Regions from separate parts of the Homo sapiens genome. Here region 1 is linked to region 2. A link is a loop called in an ENCODE intact Hi-C map of the cell type or tissue named here. Cell type or tissue: dorsolateral prefrontal cortex. All regions are shown on one strand. Links, peaks and the distances in the headings refer to the core of each region. The heading gives the core; the rest is flanking DNA. Region 1 has its middle 35 kb from the start of BNC1-AS1. Region 2 overlaps SH3GL3 (SH3 domain containing GRB2 like 3, endophilin A3).

Region 1 (2,803 bases), core at 142-2,641, 320 kb after region 2:
GATCTGGCAAATTTCTAAGCAATATCTTAGATCCTCCTTGTTTCTTAAAATGTGGGCCCTGACCAGTATCGTCAGTATCACCTGGAGCTTGTAAGCAATGCAAATTCTAACAACAACTAAATCAGAACCTGCATTTTAACAATTCTGCAGTGACTGTAAGCACATTAATAACTTAGAAGCACAGTGTTAGACTACCAGCCTCAAGCAGTATAGTCCCCAAACAAGCGGTTCTCATACTTGAGCATGCCTTAGATTCTCCGAAAGGCTCATTAAAACACAAGTTGCTCCCAGAGCTTCTGATTAAGAAGGTCTGAGATGGGGCCCAAGAATTTCCATCTGTAATAAATCCCTGGTGGTGATGATGTGCCATACTGGGGACTACAGTTTGAGAATTTCTGGTCCCTCGTCTGGACCACAATTTCTCAAACTTGGCACTATTGACATTTTTGGACCAGATCATTCTTTCTTGTAGGGAATTGTCCTGTGTTTTGTAAGATGTTCAGCTGCTTCCCTGGTCTCTACCCACTAAATGCCATAGCACCCCCAAAATTATGACAACCAAAAATATCTCCACGCATTGTCAAATATTCCCTGATGGGAGTGGGTGACAAAATAGCCCCCAGTTGAGAATCACTGGTCTAGACTCTTCTTAAAAGGGAAAAGTCCTGCTACTCATTCTGTTCATGGGAAGAAAAGACTCAGTCCCTGACTTGGGCAGCCTCTCTCAGCCTCTCCTCCCACCTCCTCAGATGCTGGGGCATCTACAGAGGAGCTTGAGACCCCTGAGGGAAAACCCCTTTGGACCAGGATTTCCTCATCTGGGGAAATGAGAGCCTGTTCTTAGCTCCCTGGCAATCGTGGGGCTAGAAGAGAAGCATCTGACTGAGTCTCTGGACACCAGCTGTGCATTCCTGAGCAGGTAGCCCAGCCTGTCACCCCCCTTCTCACCCACAACTCTTTTTTTTTCTTTATTTGTCGGTTCACAATGCCTCCACGTTTATCTATTGAAATGTGTGGGTTGTTCCCTGTCCCTATGCTTCTATCTACTTATTGAAATGTGTGCATGTTGGTTCACAGTGTCTCAAAATCTACATATTTATTGAAATGTGTGGTTGGCTCAGTGTGCTTCAACGTCTTTTGCTCTTTCTTCTGCAAGACATGCTCTGGCTGATCATTAAAGCCAGATTAGTCAAGAAACTTTAAAAGCAGCCACAGGCAAACTGTTTAAAGAACAGAATGCCTATTGGTCACCTGATTCTTTTAAAACTACACCCTAGAAATCTGTGTGATTGGGAATTTTAATTAGTCTGAATTGCTATACTTATGTTCTTTGCAGAGAGCTAAGACTACTGAAAAAAAAAATTGTTTTTTTAAAGGAGCTTCCTAGCTTTCCAATCTGTGATGCTGGTTAGCATTTCAGATTGTTAGGAAATAGTGCCCTCTGCTGGAATTACTTGGTTATTGCAATAGGCATTGTGCGCTACTTCTGAGTCCTTTCAGACCTCCGAGATGTATTATGTTTGGAAAGTCCCCTGGTGACCCCATGTACCTCTTCCAGTTACAAGGCTAGCTGAAAAGAGGACATATTTTCTGAATGGTCTTAATCCTGCTTCCAGGAATTGAGTGCCTCAGCCTAGAACATTGGATTGGAGTAGGTTTCCCACGGGCTTCCCCCGCAACTCCCGAGATGGCATTTGCCTTCCGGGAGAAGAAGCTGAATCCAGAGCCCCTCCGGGTCACCAGCCACACCACACGCAGAGGACTGATGTGGTGGAAAGAACACGTTTGGGGACTCGAGGGTCCTGGCTTCAGCTTCCACCTCTGCACATCCCTAGCTGTGGGGCCTTAAACATCTCTAATGCTGGAGCCCTCATTTCCCCATCTGTAAAATTGCCGTTTCAGACTGTACTTTGAGGGGTTCTAGGGAACCTCACAGGTGCCTCACAGGCCGTTCTGGAGGGAGAGCTAAAGAGGAGATAAGAAGTAGCTTGGACAGCTCCCAAGCACCACACGAGCTCCTTCCACTTCCATCTGGTTTCATGTACATTTAATATTTTGTTCTATGTTCTGCGGCTAAAAAAGACTTTCCTCTTGAAAACCATGCAGTAGGTGACCTCTAGAATTCTTCCAGCACTTTCTCTGATTCCTACCATGAGTGTTTCTGTGAGGAGGTGTGTCTGTGTGTTGTTGCTCTAACCTGCACCACCCTGCCCTGCTTTTTGAGCCAAGTTAAGGAGAATGGTAAGGGCTGAGGGTGTTCTCTGTCTTCTTCCTGAAGAGCATCCAGCCCAAAGTAAATGTTCAGTATGTGTGATAAAAATGGCTCCTTCAAATTTACAGCCCTAAATGCCCACATCAAAAAGTTAGAAAAATCTCAAATTAACAACCTGACATCACAACTGAAGGAACTAGAGAAGCAAGAGCAAACCAACCTCAGAGCTAGCAGAAGACAAGAAATAACCAAAATCAGAGCTGAACTGAAGGAGATTGAGACATGAAAAACCATTCAAAAGATCAACGAATCCAGGAGCTGGTTTTTTGAAAAAATTAATACGGTAGACTGCTAGCTAGACTAAGAAAGAAGAACCAAATAAACTTTGTCATTTACAGAAATACAAATAACCGTCAGAGACTACTATGAACACCTCAATGCAAACAAACTAGGAAAATCTAGAAGTAATGAAGAAATTCCTGGACATATACACCCTCCATAGCTGAACCAGGAAGAAATTGAATCCCTGAATAGACCAATAACAAGCTCCAAAATTGAATCAGTAATAGGTAGCCTGCCAACCAAAAAAAC
Region 2 (2,803 bases), core at 77-2,576:
TGCATGGTATCTGTTTACTTGTCTCTCTACCCTACACCTGTGAGCTTCACAAGGGCATGCACCAGGTCTTGTTTAGCCACATATGGCCAGTGCCCACCACCACTGTAGCAGGGCAGAGCAGGCTATACACAGTTGATGGATGAATAAATAAATGAACAAAGGAAGAACCAATAATCTGACATCCATCAGTTCCTTCTCTGGCCCCTGGAATATGGAGCCACCTCAAGGCCCACGGTCCAAGCAGGGAAGGCCACCCAAGCTCACACATCCCACCAGCCTCATCTCTGTCACATAGGCTAGACCAGTGGGGGTTCACACTTCCCCCTCGAGTTCTGGAAAGGATGGGCTGGAACAGTGGTTTCTGAACATTAGCGTGCATCAGAATCACCTGGAGGACTTTATAAAACACAGACTTGCTGGGCTTCACCCATAAGATTTCTGATTCAGGAGATAAGGGATGGGGCCCAAGAATTTGCATTTCTCACAAGTGATGCTGATGTTGCTGGTCCAGGGACCACACTTTGAGAATCAATAGGTCTGAAGAAGGGAAAACAGGATATGCCCAAGGCTCAAATGACCTCCAAGCTGAGATCATGCTGAAGGCACCTGGAGGAACATCTTCTGTACATATCCATAAGACGGTGCTTGTACCTCCAGAGTGGAAGTCACTGGTGGGGTAGAAGTCTTGGGGCTGTTTTTGCACATCTACAAAAATGCCACCATGCAAGTGGCATGCAATTATCTCCAGGTACCTGAAAATTCCCATGCACGCCATTTTTAACAGTTTTCCAAATGAAAAATTCAATTTCTAGGTATTGATCTTCTTGAGAAGTAATGGAAAATAATGACCACCAGGGCAACGCATCAAAACATGCAACTATGGTACGATTTTGATAATAAGAAATCCACTATAAAGTTATGTAATTACTTTGTTTAGCCTGGCTTAGAGCTGGCTTCAACTAAATACAGAATTTCCAGCTGAAAGAACATGGCTTACATTCCCTCCCATTATCCTGCTTCATCTCCAGGGCAGATAGGACTAATGGATCCTGGCACTCTTTCCCAGTGAGCCCAGGAAAATAGAACTGAGTCATTTTTACCCTACCCACAAGCATCATAAGATGATGCTTTCAGTCTGCTGAAACGTTCTAGTGATTTTAAATATAAACATCATCTTATGTAGCAACAGGTATATTTATACCCTGGAAGACTTACCCCGATCTCTTTTAAATCTTTATCTTGTAGTAACTGAAGTGGATCAATAAAAGTTTGCTTTACATTAATATCAAGAGAGTCTTTCACCTCAGCCATTAGCTTCATGGATTCACCAACTTCTATCAATGCATTGCCTTGAATAGAAAACATAAATACAAAAGGTTCTTTGGGAACACTACTCCAGGTTAACAGTGCTATTTATTTCATTCTTTACCAAAAGTGTGTGGATGATGGTGTAGCAAGGTCCTTGCTCCGGGACCTCTGAATCCTGGATCAGAATGAAAAAGAAAAAGCAAGGCTTCCTATTTTCTGTATTTTCCTCTCTATGGTCTGCACTTTCACCACTACAGAAAATACAACTGAGGCTAGCAGACCGAAGTACTTACCATTTGGACCACTAGATGGGGATAAAGATCCTTTCTAAAAAACTGGTAATTTGGGAAACTGGCACGGAGGGTTCCTTAGAAGCTTGAGAATAAAATCTCTTTGTAAACAATGAAAGGATTCACTCATGGGGCTAAGTGTTAACCAGTAAAAATTACAATAGAAATAAACCAACAAAACATCTCAGCTTCTAGCCGTGGGATCTTCTCAAGGCTACTCCCCGTATCCTTCTAGAAGGTTCTAAGCCTCCCTGCCCTCTCTGATGTCAAAGAAAGCCTGCCAGTGTCACATGGGACATCCTGTCAGCAGGGTGGGGTGGGGGTCTGCTGGTGCGTTGGAGCCCAGGCCAGCCTTCCTGGCTCGGGTAGTGGCAGGTAGTTTTTCCTGGATTACAGTGTGCTATCTCAGTCCGGTTAATCGGCAGTAATTTGCCAGATTACTGCAAACCAGGTGCCCTCTAGTTCTCTGTACAATGAGGGTTGCAGGGTCTCTAGAAAACATCCCTGGGAAATGCTGCACTAGAATGAACTATTTTTCCTATATTTGGGTTTTTCCAAATTGATCTTGTAAAAAGATGGAGATTGGGTTGCTCCATTTCTAGGCTTGAAGAAGACCGTAAAGCCCAGCCTAAGTCTGACCTTTGAGTTGTTTCACCCACCAGGTGAGGGCATGGACAACTTAATTACCTGTAAAATAGAGATGGCAACATGTGCCTCACCTCCCTTAAAAAAAAAACAGAAAGATACTAAAGAGGACCTTGCAAAACAGAAGTAGGAACCGTTACTCTAAACTAAGGCTTCCCAGGACTCCATACGGACCCAGTGGTAGCTTCATTCCTCCTTGGAAGCTACATTTCCTTAGCTCAACTCTCCAAAGTGTGTCTAAATAATTCCTAAATGAAGACGAAATGTCCCTTCCTAGCCTGTGGACTCTTTCCTGCCCAAATGGTGAGAAATGGTATTGCCTGACCCCCTACACAGCCCCTCTGCCACCAGTGCCAGTGTCTCACAATGTCAGCTCATTTCGCCTTGACAGAAACATTTTCAAATACACTGTAGACTCCAAAGATGATGCTCTGAACATGGGCCGCCACCTCCCTGGAATCAACATTCCCTCTCCTTGCCTGAGACTGGCGCTGTCGAATTCCACGGGTGTGGGGCTCAGCCTCCACCCACTGAGGTTTCTGTACTGTAGGAGGTCCCAG

What was found. A loop is a pair of places that touch in the nucleus more often than their neighbours do. Peaks named below come from ENCODE experiments on the same cell type or tissue, not always from the same donor. Only the 100,000 strongest peaks of a DNase experiment are listed, where the experiment ranks them.
Region 1: a loop joins it to region 2, with 4 times the contacts of the local background. A loop is called at or near these places in 22 of 110 quality-filtered maps.

What each region holds. Positions count from the first base shown.
Region 1 is chr15:83,247,223-83,250,025 of GRCh38, reverse strand. No RefSeq gene overlaps it. Among named protein-coding and RNA genes, the nearest start is that of BNC1-AS1, 35 kb to the left of the region's middle. In dorsolateral prefrontal cortex, for the core only: CTCF peaks have their summits at 1,230 and 1,438 (motif pointing left); no DNase peak of the experiment used is centred there; H3K4me3 peaks cover 367 bases; H3K27me3 peaks cover 323 bases.
Region 2 is chr15:83,571,111-83,573,913 of GRCh38, reverse strand. It overlaps SH3GL3 (SH3 domain containing GRB2 like 3, endophilin A3), which reads right to left. Exons shown (of 9, transcript NM_003027.5): 5 at 1,216-1,349. Among named protein-coding and RNA genes, the nearest start is that of ADAMTSL3, 82 kb to the left of the region's middle. In dorsolateral prefrontal cortex, for the core only: CTCF peaks have their summits at 1,404 and 1,615 (motif pointing right); a DNase peak (open chromatin) is centred at 1,925; H3K27ac peaks cover 2,500 bases.